2 separate regions of the Homo sapiens genome follow, and region 2 is linked to region 1. A link is an interaction called in ENCODE POLR2A ChIA-PET data of the cell type or tissue named here. Cell type or tissue: B cell. All regions are shown on one strand. Each heading gives the region's core, and the rest is flanking DNA. Links, peaks and the distances in the headings are about the cores only.

What was found. Peaks named below come from ENCODE experiments on the same cell type or tissue, not always from the same donor. Only the 100,000 strongest peaks of a DNase experiment are listed, where the experiment ranks them.
Region 2: POLR2A ChIA-PET joins it to region 1 with 5 read pairs; 2 of 35 experiments call an interaction of 5 or more read pairs at or near these places.

What each region holds. Positions count from the first base shown.
Region 1 is chr3:71,076,528-71,084,263 of GRCh38, forward strand. All of the region lies in intron 7 of FOXP1 (forkhead box P1), which reads right to left. LOC124906247 (a long non-coding RNA gene) reads left to right here. Exons shown (of 2, transcript XR_007095956.1): 2 at 1-7,736. Among named protein-coding and RNA genes, the nearest start is that of FOXP1-AS1, 210 kb to the right of the region's middle. RefSeq lists an enhancer at 2,507-3,089. In B cell, for the core only: no CTCF peak of the experiment used is centred there; no DNase peak of the experiment used is centred there; H3K27ac peaks cover 3,864 bases.
Region 2 is chr3:71,273,251-71,280,986 of GRCh38, forward strand. The region is part of intron 5 of FOXP1 (forkhead box P1); the gene reads right to left. Among named protein-coding and RNA genes, the nearest start is that of FOXP1-AS1, 13 kb to the right of the region's middle. In B cell, for the core only: no CTCF peak of the experiment used is centred there; no DNase peak of the experiment used is centred there; H3K27ac peaks cover 716 bases.

The DNA.
Region 1 (7,736 bases), core at 1,697-6,696:
GAATGGCACGTGCCAACATTCATATGGCAGACAACATGAGTCAGAATACCAGAGAATGTGAAGGATTTGGTGTGGCTGGGGTGATTATAATTCATGCTCCAGCTCCCTTCCTTTGAGATGAATAGTTTTTCTTCTTTTTCTCAATTTCACCTGTATTTCCTATCTCAAAAATTTACTTATCTCTTCCTCTTCTCCTTCTTCCTGTTTTGAGCATGGTCTCTGTTCTTCTTTATCCATGTCATGGCCATGATTAACATGATCTCATCCAGCCTTGACCTCAGCTGGGTCAAACACACATACATAGTTTTCCTCCAAGTTAGCAGAGTTTGGTGTTCTTTACTCCTATCCTGGCACACTCTCAACTGTGATTGCTAAGCTTCTAAGCCAGAGATGTTTGAGTCAGTGGATCTCTAATATGTCTCTGGATTTTTTGAAGGGCTAATCTAACATTCACACAGGGATTGGAAACACATAAAGTTATGGAGCATGGGCTCATGGGTTAGATATTTCAGTCACCAAGTTTTTAAATAATATCACATCAGACATAGTTATCTTATTATACAATTAAGTAGAACAAAGCTTGAAGAGAGCTCACATCCAAGCAGGGGCAAACTTCTAAAACACCAAGGACTTGTATGCTAATCCTTCTTAGATGTCTAGAAGAGGAAATAGAACTCTAACAAAAACGGCATAGTCAAGGCTACCACTGACCTTTCACATGTCACTCCCATTCTGCAGCAAGGTGTCAATCCCTGAACCCTGAGGTCTCTTTTTAGTGCACTCTCTCCTAAGGCAGCCTCGCTGTACTGAAGTGAAGGTAGCTCTTGTTAATTTTTATTTACTTGTTCCTTATGACCTAAGTGGGGAGTGGGGGAAAGACAGCTAAAGACCTGTTTATAGTACAGTGAAACCGAATGTCATGAAAAGGAGCCAAGTCTAAACAAAAAGTATTCCTCTGTTAGGCAAAATTATCCTTTTTAACAGGAACGCACATACACACGAGGAGAAGAGGTCACCAACCTAGCCATCTTCCCAACCATGGCACTAAATTTGGGGTGTTCCCACTTCCCCGACTTCCTACAGCATTCACTCTCTGTGCTAGTCACTTCATCATTCCATTACATATTGAACTAGCTCATCAAATGCCGTTGTACATAACCCTGTACATACCACTCGTCAACAAAGATTTCATGAATTTATAAACAAATGAATAAACCAACGAATGAATGTTTTCTATTTTCTCTTCTTTGCCTTACTCCCCTCTCACTTCCTCCCCTCCTAAGAAGCATTTATGTTTCCTGTGCATATATTTTTTTTTTTTTGAGATGGAGTTTCACTCTTGTTGCCCAGGCTGGAGTGCAATGGCGTGATCTCGGCTCACCGCAACCTCCACCTCCCGGGTTCAAGCAATTCTCCTGTTTCAGCCTCCCGAGTAACTGCGATTATAGGCACGCGCCATCACGCTTGGCTAATTTTGTATTTTTAGTAGAGACAGGGTTTCTCCATGTCTGTCAGGCTGCTCTCGAACTCCTGACCTCAGGTGATCCGCCTCCCTTGGCCTCCCAAAGTGCTGGGATTACAGGCATGAACCACCCCGCCCGGCCTCCTCTGTATATTTTCTCTAAACTGTAAGCTCTGAGAGATGAATTGTGTGCTCTTTCTTCTTTCTCCACCTGTGGTGCGTTTCACATAGTGTTAAGGAAAAAGTAACTAAGTCCTTGCTAAATAATAGCATCTCTATAGGTAAGATGAATATTCAGTGAGAAGCATCCCTATATTGCCATGTTTAGGGACTAAAATCTTTTGATGACAATTTTATGACTGAGTGACCTCATCACGTGCAAAAAGTGCATTTGTACACAGCAATCAATGATTAGACTCTTCGAAAATTAAAAAACAAAACAAAGCTGGGTACAAACCATGATTCAGAGATTACACAAATAATAAATGTCATTTTATGGCTGTGAGTAAACTTGAATGACTTACCCTAATAAAACTGTACCTACTAAAGGTAGACAGCTACTCCAGGGTTTTAAAAAATCATCTGTTTTTCATTTCTCTTGCTAAATTTTGTTAAATGAAAAGAATCCTTCTGAATGGACATAAGACTGGAAGGGCACGAAAAGCAGTTTTTCTAAACTGCTACCAATACCAGCACATCCTGCAACTAGATAACGTTGCCCAAGGAGCTTCCACTTCATTTTGTTTTGCCTCCAAAGGCTCTTCACTGATGCAGCTAAAAAAGAGGAGGACGAGGAAAGACCCACAGGAAGACTGCAGCCCAGACTTCATTGGAGCCACTAGTCATAAATAGTGGCAACTTTAACCCTTCTCCTTGGAAGCACAAGAGCTAGTGTGACCTTTGCTTCTCTTTCGTTACCTGGATTCTGGGAACTGCAGACTTAAGAACCAAGTTCATCCCACCAGTGGATGCTATGGAACTCCTGCACTATAACAACTCCCCCACTTCCTACCACGCCCACTCACGGTTTGGTTTTGCCCCTTCCTGCTAAAGTCCTAAATAGGTTCTGGTTTTGTTTAAAGCATGTAGCCAGTATTTGGTAAGTGACAGGCAAGGCCACCCACTCTGTCTTGCCCCTGCGCCCCTCCAAATAGAGTGCGCAGAAATGAGCATGGTGGGACAGGTGTCTGCCCCTCTAGTCCAGAGGAGGACAGCAGCCCAACTCCTCATTATTCTATTAATACAGTCTGAATTCTTTGCCCCTGCCCCCCACCTAGGTCTCAACTGGCTCCTACTGGTGTTACAATCATTCCTCACTAATTGTCACATGAACTGCTGTTAAGTTAGAGCTCTTCACTCTACACTAGTACCATGGTATGGGCTTTGCATTCATGCCCATTAACGATCTTTTTTTCATTTTGATTGAGAACTTCAGCCTGCTGAGACTTTGTTCTAAAAAAATCTTCATTCTTCATCTCAGCATATTAACTCTTCCCCATCCTCCCTCGACACAGACAATTTCTATTATCTCTAAATTTCTTGGATCATATTCATCTGAGAGATATTGTGATCAGTTTTCTAAATGTGTGCACTCCAATGTTTCACAACATCTAAACTGGGGTGCTATTGTTACTATTTGACAATTAAGAAGACCTGTTCACGTCAGGGCTTATTCTCATGTATCACCCACTCCAGGTGTCGGGTTATTCCCACTTATTACCTGTACCAAGAGAGGTCCGGCCCTGCCTCCTCCTGCCACCTTCACTCAGCACCCAGCACAGTGCCTGGCTCTCAGCAGAGGCTTCATTGACAAAGGTTTTTGAATGCATAGATGAGCGAGCTTACTTAATCTTTATCATAATCCTATGAAGATTCTGTTTTCAGTCTACATTTTATAGATGAGAAAACTGAGGTCTAGAAACTTAAATAACTCACTCAGAGTTAGGCACCTGTTACACAGAACCAGCATTTAAAAATAATGCCTAGAAAGTATAAACAACATGCACAAGACACGCCAATTGCTCATTTCAGAGCAGGACCCCCAAATCAGGTCTTGTGCTTCTCTTTCTTGTGAATCACTAGTATGGACCATACCTCTCCAATCACCTCTCCTACCAGCTTTCTGTTTCTCTTTTCTGCAGAAACAGACGTAGCTAAAGAAATTTCCAAATTAAAACCTGGCAATGGTTTCTATATTCTTGTTTCCTAAACCTATAAATCAAAAGTGTCTAAACAGGTCATAAATGTTCCTCAGCAATATAATGGGAAAAGTTCTGATTTATAGTGCCGGTGGAATAATTTTAAATAATTACATAAGAGTTTTGAAAAAATGCAATTAACACCTTTAGAAGTTTTTTGAGATGAAAATGAATCTCTGGAGATGACTGTTCCCATACATAAAGATAGCCAGTTAAAAAATAAAAATAAAGCTACAAGATGCAACTGTGTCTGAAAGATCCTATGGAGACAGAGAATAGGAGCTACTATTTACAATGGGAATTCACTAGCGTGACCACATCAATAAATGTTTAACTTTGTCGCATTATTACACGATAACAACACAATCATCAAATGTACTATTGAACATTGCAATTAAATCACCAAATAAACATCTTATTTCTATTCAGCCCCAGCTGATGGCTTTCTGCCTCTGTACTGCTTTGACACATCCTACCACACTGTCCTTTGGAACACTTCAAATCCACCTACCTGCTCTTGCAAATCTGGCCAATGTTCTTCCCTTCCTCTTTCTCTTCATTTGTGATTCATCTCCTTCAGAATCCAGCCTTCTACAGATGAAGTCACTCCAAGCAACCATCCTTAACCCTAATTTCCCTGGGTATCAAAGAAAGTCTTACCATCTCTGAATTTCCTTCTTCTGGCTTAGCAAGCAGTAGTAGTTATGATTTGACTCAATGAACCCATTTCTCAAGCGCACTTAAGGTACTAACCTTTCCCTTTTGTCTCTCACTGGGTGATCTTCACTTTGGCCCATTCTACCAGCACTTTGTCTGAAACCTTTACCTCCACAGGATTTGCAACTCTGAAAGTGGCAGAAGGAGGCAACCTCCGACTAAACTAATTTTTAAAGTATATACTGCTTAACGCTAAGTGTTCTGCATTTGTGTCCAGGTTTACCTTGGATACGACACTAAACAATAATGAAGCAGAACTTGACTTTCCTCAGGGCTCCTTCAGATCCCGTGGCAATCTGAAAAGTGTTCTAACACTCCATAATTCAAAACTGAAATGGCCCAAGGTATCTCCCCAGTTCTTTCCAGCACCTGTACTCAGCTCAGTAATTACACAAAGAGAACCCTCAGCCATTATCCTGGTCATCCGAATTAAGAAAAAGACACAGAATCATAGAAACTCTGATCTGGAATAGATTTAGCGATCATCTTAATCCCACCCCCTCACTCCAGATAAGGAAACTGATGCCACGGAGGGAAACATGAAGAGCCAAAGGTCATACCTCTAAATAGTTACAGGCAGAACCGAGACCAGAACCTAAAACCTGCGACTCCTTATTAAGCATTCTTTCCATTGCTTCACGCCACCAGACAAGGAAGATACATGAGGAACCACAAAACTAAAATAATCAGCCTCCAACACTTAGAACTGCTTTGGTTGGGGGATACATAGGGAGAAAACAGTCTTTCTGTATTTGTTGGAAGGAGCAGTGCTTTTTATTTCCACTACAAATTATGAATGAAAAATACAACTAAGTATTACTCACCAAAGGCACAAGACAAGATTTAAGTCATCTTCCATGGTCACTCACATTTCACTTGTCTACTATGTAGCTAGATTTTGTCATTAACCCAGGGCTGAATTGTCCAACAGTGTACACAGTAGTCACAAATGGCTATCTAAATTTAAATGAATTACACTTAAATAAAATAATTTAGTTCCTCTAACATATTATCCACATTTGAAGTGCACAATAGCCAATGTGGCTAGTAACTACCATGCTGCAAAGTGCAGACATAGAATAGACGGTGCTGCGCTGGGCGCGGTGGCTCACGCCTGTAATCCCAGCACTTTGAGAAGCTGAGGTGGGCAGATCACTTGAGGTCAGGAGTTTGAGACCAGCCTGACCAACATGGTGAAACCTCATCTCTACTAAAAATACAAAAATGAGCTGGGCGTGGTGGCGCACGCCTGTAATCCCAGCTACTCAGGAGGCTGAGGCAAGAGAATTGCTTGAACTTGGGAGGCAGAGGTTGCAGTGAGCCGAGATTGCACCACCGCACTCCAGCCTGGGTGACACAGTGAGACTCTGTTTAAAAAAAAGAAAAAAAAAAAAAAAAGAATAGACGGTGCTGATGTCTAGAACATACTAGTCTGTGAAATGGGCATCATATGAAAGCCACCACATAAATTATAAGTTTGTAAACAACACACGTTCTCACTCGTAAGTGGGAGCTGAACAACATGAACACATGGACACAGGGAGGGGAACATCACACACCGGGGCCTGTCAGGGGGTGGGGGGTAGGGGAGGGATAACATTAGGAGAAATACCTAATGTAGATGACGGGTTGATGGGCGCAGCAAACCACCAGGGCACATGTATACCTATGTAACAAACCTGCACGTTCTGCACATGTAACCCAGAACTTAAAGTATAATAAAATAAAAAAAAAAGAAAACAACAACAACAAAAAAAAAACAGACAAAAATTGTAAGTTTATTATATAAACTTTTTACAGTAACAAGGGACTGCAGAAATATTCTAGAGCAACTTTTTCTGGTTTCTAATGAAGGAACTGAGTCCTAAAACATTTATTTATACTGCGCTCCCAATCCAGGTTTGGGATTAAACGTCGAATTGTCCAAATCTAGGAAGTGATTTTTCCGCTAACCAGCTGACTGGCTAAACAATATGGCTAGCAATATGATATGGCTCACCTCTTTAAGATAAGGAGCAAAATGTCTATATAGCACTTACTCCTCCATCTTCTAAAAGGAACCTGAGTGGCAACAAGTTACTCCTTATCTATTCTGGATCTACGTGGTTTTAAGGGAGCCAACATCATCCGGGGGATGCAGGGGTGGATATAATGCTAGGTCCCACTGATATAGTTTGAATATATGTCCCCACCAAATCTTGTGTTGAACTGTAATCCCCAGTGTCGGAGGTGGGGCCTGGTGGGAGGTATTTGGGTCACAGGGGCAGATCCCTCATGTCTTGGTGCTGTCCTCGTGACAGTGAGTTCCCCTGAGATCTGGTTAAGTGTGTGCCCCCTCACCCCCAAATCTCTCTCTCACTCCTGCTCTTGCCATGTGACATGCTGGCTCCCCTTCTGCCTTCCACCATGAGCAAAAGTTCCCTGAGGCCTCCCCGGAAGCTCAGCAGATGCTGGCACCATGTTAATGCAGCTTGTGGAACCATGAGCCAAATAAACCTCTTTTCTTTATAAATTACCCAGCCACAGGTATTTCTTTATAGTGACACAAGAACAGCCTAACACACTTACCAATCAGCACATCTCCTCCCTTCTCCACAGTGACTGGTTCATGTATAGATAAGTGACCCAAGTCACTCAATTGATTCAAGGGATTTCGCTGGAATTACTGAGCAAGAGATACTCTCTTTCTGAGGGGTTGCTAAGCTGTAAGTATGTGAAGCAGGGACTCTCAGAAGCCCTCTGGCCTCAGCAAGGGAAAAACTTGACAAAGAACGGAGCCAATAGGAAAGAAACAGAACAGAACAGAACAATTGGAACAGACCCTTCCTGATGACGTTACCTGAGTGCCTGGTTCCAGCTGGGTCTGAGGCCAGGCTAACCCTTGAACTTTTAAGCTCTGTGAGCGTACACACTCTCTCACCCCAACCCCTCATCACTTGCCAGTCTGAGCTGGGTTTTGACATTTGCATGGGAAAAAGTCTTGACTAATACAGGTACCTCCTTCCACAAGAAGATTAGGAAGTGGTCATAGTGTAACACTTCCAAACAACCTAGAAAAGCACTGCCTGAGGGAAACCCCAAATTACAAGGCACACCATTGCAGTTGCAAATCTTGGTTCATCTGATGCCATTCTGGGAGGGATTCCCCAAGTCAACCCCAACTGTACACGGCCTGTCCCAGCCATGCACCATTCACCAGGTTTCAGTTCACCACCTGTGCATTTTTCTTTCGATCACCCCAATTCACAAATTTCTTTCAAGGGTATGCCTGCAACATCACTTTGAAATTCAGTAAAGTATCTTCTATTCACCAAGCCCTGGGAATTTCTTCAAGACATTTTCACCCTCTAAAAAAAATA
Region 2 (7,736 bases), core at 1,182-6,181, 200 kb after region 1:
GAAGGAACAAGTCTAACTAACAATCAAATGATAATTTGCATCCGGCCCTGTCCTCCTTCAAACATGTCTGGCTTATGTGAAGCAGTGTCATCTGATGCTTACACCACTGTAACCGAATTGGACTCCCACCTCCAATACATGCTCAGGCCCTCACCCTTCCTCCTTGCTACCACAACCCTAACTCAACTGCTTCCTTCTCTCCTCTAATCCCCTTGCCTTGGCAGGTTCAAGACTCCAGTGTTGTGTTTTCTAGCACAAAAGTTGGCTGGTATTTTCAAACATGCCCATCCCCCTTCAGTCTTCCTTGAATGCAGTCCTACGCCGCCTCCATTATTTCAGTATCCGAGAACAAAGTTTCTGATGACAAAGTCTGTCCTTGGAACACAACCCTTTGCTAATGGGGGGATGACTGCTTGATAATAGGGCACTAACTGTGCAGCCCAGACAATGAGCAAAAAAAGAAACTGGGGGGAGGGAGAGAAATAAATAACAATACAAAGTAATAAATGACTTCATGCCAAATGCATGGTGAAGGAATCAAATGCTCTACTATTCTGAGCACTGAGTGATTTCCTTGAAAGGTCTGGTCGTGGATGGTGGCTACAAAATGAGAAGAGGGCAGTGCAAAGGCCATTGTGAGGCTAGATAAATACAACTTAATGATAATTCAAATTGTCTGCTCATGCTCTTCTCAGACTGGAATGGCTTCACCCAATCCTCTAACATGTCTACTGAAGAAGTCCTACTCCTCCCAGGAGCCTTCACTGCAGGGTAGCCTCCCTCAGGAGTCTTCCACTAATTTTCCCAAGTAGAAATGAAGGAGCCCTCCCTTCCAATTCCTTGGGTCGAATATTTCACATCAAAAAGGACTTCCATACTAGCACCAGTGCCTTGTCTACCATGCTGTGAGTTTCCTGAGATCTGCAGACATGTTTTATTCATCTTAGTGTTCCCAGGCCTATAGGAGCTCAGGGATTTATCCATTTTAACTATGTTGCAAACAGGAAACAGAAGATACAGATAAATGAAAGGCAACCCTCAAGATTGGCCACCTTAACTAAGGACATTAAGAAGAAATATGGTCCTTAGAAGCACATGACCCAAGGCTACCCCTGAAGAGTCAGGACAAGAGGCTCAGACCTTCTCTGCACCCCTTGGAGCAGCAAGGTGACAAGGATGGAGTTGCTGGAGCTCGTCACCACCAGGAAAGGGGTCCTATTAGAAATGGGGTAAATTCAGAAGAGAGCAGAGGGGAGAAATGCAAAGATGGGGTTGTCTAGCCAGGGCTACACCTGACCTATTCAGTTATATTATCAAATAAAGTCTCTTTTTGCTTGAGCCAGTGTGGGCTAAGTCTTATATGGCATGCAACTAAAAAAGTATTTTCGATAACACAGTGATCCACGGAGGTGGAGATAATAATTTAGCATTACAGGAGACAAGCCATACGGAATCGAAAGTCAGGAGTCAGAAGCTGGAAGTAAAGGCTGGGTAGATCTGGGCAAAATCAACAGTTTCTTATCACTGGGTTTCTAAAATCAATCAGCAATCTTACTGATTTTCACTGTTGTTAAAAGCAAGGATTTAAAAGAGAGATTATCAAAATTCAGTATCTGATCAATTGTAGCAGGGCTTGTTGCCCCTTTAGGTAGTAACACTTTGCTCTTTGCCATTCTAGAGCTACGTTTAAATGCATATTATACTCATATACACATAATTAAACAGCACCAAAGAGGTAAGCAAGAATAAATTCCACAGCCCCTGGCAACTACCAGTTTCCCTTCCCAAAGGCATCCATTGTTGCCAGTTTCTTGTCTCTCTATTCCAAAAATATTCTGTACACAATACAATCACATAAGTATTTTGTATGTATATTTCTTTTTCTCCCACTTCATCCAAATACTATTCTATTTACCCACTTGGTCACTTAATATATATTGGAGATATTTCTGTACCAGTACCTACAGGTGTACGTTCTTTTTTAACAGCTCTGTAGTGATGTCCCTGGGTGTCCCTCATCCTGGGGATGGACCATAATTTAGCAATTCCCTCCTGACAGACATTTATGGAATTTATTTGCTATTGCCCCCACAGATAATGTTACAAGTTATAACCATGAACACAGGCCTTTTATCACCTGGGTGGGTATAAGTCCCTAGAAGTAACAGTCGCTTTTCCTTACTGCATTTGTGATCTAACAGAGTCAACAACCCTAAGAGCTGGAAGAATTAATCCCCATTCCCACCTCATGCACCCTACACCTGGGCTTCCCTTTTACTTTTCTTAATTTGTTTTGTTTTGGCAGTTTTCTGATAGGTTCAGACAAGCAGGTGTCTTTGATGGACGCTGAGAACAAAACATACCGAGGCACAATTCTACTGCAGAATGCAAACAACCTTGTAAAATATTCCCCCACCACCTTTTTTAAAGGCCTGGAAGAAAATCATTTGAACCTATACTTAGTGGTGTATGTGAGGCTTCTGGGCATGCGCCGTATTATTAGAGTTACACAATGTAGTAATCACATGCCCGTGTCCCTGGAGGTTACGGGAGTGGTTCCCCATCCTCTCATGCTTATCCCTTCTTCGTTTTTTTGTTTTGTTTTGTTTTGTTGTGTTTCCCCGTCCTTTCCTACCTTTAACATATCCTGCAGCATTCTTTTAGCCTGTTTTCCTCCAGTCTAATTATTCTTCAATTTTAAATAATGTAATAACTTTGACATTTTCATTTATAGTTAAGCCACGCTAATTTGCACAAATGACGGGTAGACACAGCACAAATTAACAAGCCTGAAAAAAATCAGCAAACACCCAAAAAGCCAATGATTAAAAAGAAATCAGGTTTCTGCATTATGAAATGCACATTTATTTTTCCAAGCAATTTCTGCAGACTTGTGAGAAAGTATGGAGTAGTGACACTTGGCTGCTTTCTCATGTTCTCCCTTTTCTAAGCTATAGGGTTACTTTCTCTGCATGGTCTTCAGTAATGATGTTTTCTGGACGAAGAATCAGGACTTAGAAGCCTAAGTCGTTCTGAGTACAAGGTTCAAAAGGTAGTCTGTGAGCTCAGTTTTGGTCCTATAATATAGGAATTTCTGGCATTTCTGGTTACAAGAGAGAAAAAAAATGGAAACGGTTCTTCCCTGAAAAATCTAGGATGTGTCTAATCCAGTTTCATTATCTTCCAACTCCACATTAGGGCTCTCTCAACACGCTACTCACTCAGCCAATATCTCCATCAGACATGGTCACATCAGAAATCTAGGTGGCATCATTAACCATTCCCTCACTCTCACATCCCTTACTCTATCCATCAGTGACTGCTGCCTAATTTTAACCCCTAAGTATATCCTTTTTAAAATTTTATTTTTTAATTAACAAACAATAACTGTATATATGCATGGTGATGCATAGATACAGTGTTTCAGTACACATAATGCACAGTGACCACGTAAGAGCGATGGGCACATCTGTCATCTCAAAATGAATCATTTCGGGGTGTTAGGAATGTTCAGTATCCTCCTTCTAGGTGTTTGAGACTAATTATGTATTGCTGTTAACTATACAGTCAGCCTACAGTGGTACAGAACAACAGAATTTATTCCTCCTACCTAGCTATAATGTTGTATCCTTTAACAAATCTCTCCGTTCCCCCTACACTTCCCAGGCTCTAGTATCCTCTGTTCTACTTTTTAAGTAGATCAACTTTTTTTTTTTTTTTTTTTTAGAGACGGAGTCTCACTCTGTCGCCCAGGCTGGAGTGCAGTGGTGCCATCTCGGCTCACTGCAAGCTTCCCCTCCCGGATTCACGCCATTCTCCTGCCTCAGCCTCCCGAGTAGCTAGGAATACAGGCGCCCGCCACCACGCCCAGCTAATTTTTTGTATTTTTAGTAGAGATGGGGTTTCACCATGTTAGCCAGGATCATCTCGATCTCCTGACCTCGTGATCTGCCCGACTCAGCCTTCCAAAGTGCTGGGATTACAGGCATGAGCCACCGCACCTGGCTGAACTTTTTTTTTTTTTTTTTTTAACTTCCACATATGAGTGAGAACATGCGGTGTTTAACTTTCTCTTCCTGGCTTATTTCACTTAACAATGTCCTCCAGTTCCATCTATGTTGCCACAAATGACAAGATTTCATTCTTTTTTAGTGCTGAATATTATTCCATTGCATATATACAGCACAATTTCTTTATCCATTCATGCATCGCTGGACAGTTTTAAAGACTTCCTGTTCCTTGCCTGTCCACTATCGACACCACAGTCCAAATGACAGCATGCTCTACAATAGCCTCTTGCCACATGCATCAGTCTGATGACTGCAGCCTCTAACTCCTCCCTGCATATTATATTCCAGCCATGCAGGCCTTATTTCTTTGCTTCAAGCATGCCAAGTTCACTCCCACCTGGAGGACTGGACATTAGTTGCTGCTTCGACATTGAATTGATCTTTCCCTAATCCTTACATGTCTGACTCCTTTTCATCTCAACTAAACTGTTTACCTTCATAGAGGTATTTTCCCTAGTTAAAAAAAAAAATGGTGTTGGAGTATTTATTTAATTAATTAATTAATTAAATTTTTTTAGGGTTGAGGTCTCACTCTGTTGCCTAAAGTGGGGTAAGGTGGCAGGATCACAGCTCTCTGAGGGCCCAGTTTTGTCTTCATTGGCTCACTAATATAAACTCAGCAAAGAATGCTGTGGCTGGCACGCAGGAAAAGCCCAAATATGTGATCAAAGCATGAGAAAATGAAGAGTGTGGTCACTTGGATTGCCTACTTCAAGTCCTGGCCATAACACACACAGGAAGGATGTGACCTGGGCATGCTGGGTGAATGGCTGGCCCCCTCTCTGTGCCTGCGGGAAACAGTAGCCCCTACGTAACCCAGAGAAACCAGATTTTTCTGAAGTTTCAATGAAGTTATACATAAAGGCATTAAGCAGGGCCTGACACACAGCAAACGTTCAATAATTAGCTACTGTCATCAATAGCTTTTGATATTATTCCTGTTTTTTACAGTCAGAAAAGTCTTAGATAAATTAAAAAGGAGTAAGAGAGTTGTCTTCTCTGATGTTCTCCATCTTTCCCTCCTTTATGAGCACAGAAGCACTGGACAGTAGGCTACAAAAGGTGGTCTATGGTATCTCACTGCCAAGCTGGCTTCCCAGAAGAAAACCCAGCTTGCCTCCATCCTGGTGCTTAAAACGGCCGGTCTCAGGAAAGCAGCAATTTGATTAAACAAATTTCTGACCGGGCACGGTGGCTCACACCTGTAATCCCAGCACTTTGGGATGCTGAGGCAGGCAGATCACAAGGTCAGGAGTTCAAGACCAGCCTGACAAACATGGTGAAACCCCATCTCTACTACAAACACAAACATTAGCCAGGTATGGTGGTATGCACCTGTAATCACAGCTATGCAGGAGGCTGAAGCAGGAGAATCCACTTGAACATGGGAGGCGGAGCTTGCAGTAAGCAGAGATCATGCCACTGTACTCCAGCCTGGGCGACAGAGCGAGACTCCATCTCGAAAACAAACAAACAAACAATTCCTAACAAGTAAAATACCAATTAAATAATACCCAGCCGCGCCTTCATGAATCTCTTAGAGGCCTTTAATGAGGATCTTTGTTACTCTTGATAGAAACAGGAATTGGGGCCGGGCATGGTGGCTCAGGCCTGTAATCCCAGCACTTTGGGAGGCCGAGGCGGGTGGATCACCTGAGGTCAGGAGTTCGAGACCAGCCTGGCCAACATGGCGAAACTGTGTCTTCTACTAAAAATACAAAAATTAGCTGGGTGTGGTGGCAGGCACCTGTAATCCCAGCTATTTGGGAGATAGAGTCAGGAGAATTGCTTGAAACTGGGAGGATCACGCCGTTGCACTCCAGCCTGGGTGACAAGAGTGAAACTCCATCTCAAAAAAAAAAAAAAAAAAAAAGAAAGAAATAGGAATTGATACCATTGTTCCAGAAAAGAGTTGGGGAATACATACATAAAATTTCAATATAAATCAATACATGTTTATCAAATTTAAATACACATAGCTTTTCACCCAGCATGTCCCAATCTGGTAATTTGCCCTAAATTAGTGCTTCTCAACTAGGGCAATTTTTTCCTCCATGAGACACTTGGCGATGTCTACGGATACTTTTTCCCTGTCATGCATGGGGCAGGGGTGGTGAGTGGGGAGCAGAGTTATAGGCATCTAGCAGGTACAGACCAGGGACGCTGCAAAATATCCCACAAATCACAGCACAGTCTCCCACAAGAAAAAACTAGTCAGCCCCAAACAAAAATAAGCTGATGCTGAGAAACTGTCCTTAGGAAATAGACAGGCTTGCAACTATGCATATACAAGCTTTTTGTATACAATCTCGTGTATCCAACCAAGTAGAAATGGTTAGATAAACTGCGATATATTTATACATAGCTATAAAGTAATAATAATGTTGCTATATATCAATTGTTACAGAGAGATATGGGTAACATTTTTAAATGTTTAAAAAGTAGGAAAAATGTAGCATACTCCTGGCAAGAGAAAACTGTTATGTGTCTATACCAAACTGCCCAATAAAAATAGAATGCAGGCCAGGCGCGGTGGCTCATACCTGTAATCCCAGCACTTTGCGAGGCCGAGGCAGGCGGATCACGAGGTCAGGAGATCGAGACTATCCTGGCTAACACAGTGAAACCCTGTCTCTACTAAAAATATAAAAAATTAGCCGGGCGTGGTGATGGGCGCCTGTAGTCCCAGCTACTCGGGAGGCTGAGGCAGGAGAATGGCGTGAACCCGGAAGTCAGAGGTTGCAGCGAGCTGAGACTGCACCACTGCACTCCAGCCTGCGCAACAGAGTGAGACTCTGTCTCAAACAAAAAAAAAAAAAAAAAAAAAAATAGAATGCAAGCCACAAATGTAATTTAAATTGTTCTAATGGGTACTTTTTAATAACTAAAATGAAGTGAATGAATCAATTTTAATAGTATGTTCTAATTCAATATATTTAAAACATTATCATCATTTTAACCTATAATCAACACCCAAAATTATCCGGTATTTTACAATATCTTTTTTTTTTATTTTTTGAGACAGAGTCTTGCTTTGTCCCCTAGGCTGGAGTGCAGTGGTGCGATCTCAGCTCACTGCAACCTCCGCCTCCCTGGTTCAAGCGATTCTCCTGCCTCAGCTTCTTGAATAGCTGGGATTACAGGTGCCCACCACCATGCTCGGCTAATTTTTTTTCTATTTTTAGTAGAGACAGGGTTTCACCATGTTGGACAGGCTCGTCTCAAACTCCTGACCTCAAGTGATCCACCTGCCTCGGCCTCCCAAAGTGCTGGGATTACAGGTGTGAGCCACCATGCCCAGCCTACAATATCTTTTTTTTTTGTTTTCAAAATAATTCAGGTTACCCACATTTCATCTTCTCAAGAGCTGCCTATGGTAACTGGCTACCATATTGGACGGCCCAGGTCTATTCCATAATCAGTGAGCAGAGACAAATGTTTAGAAGGATGGTCTCCAAAATGGTCCAAGTTGTGATCCTGGGGGTGAATTTATGGTAATGTTTGCTTTCGTATTTATGTTTTCCTTACTGTTTGTTTGTTATGATAAGAGTTATCCTGTATAGGTAAAGAAAAATTAAACTGCATGCATTTCTGAAGGAACAAAGAGAGAAAACAGCTTGTTAGGTGTCATGAAGATATACGAAGCAGCCCTTTCTAATTCCTTGT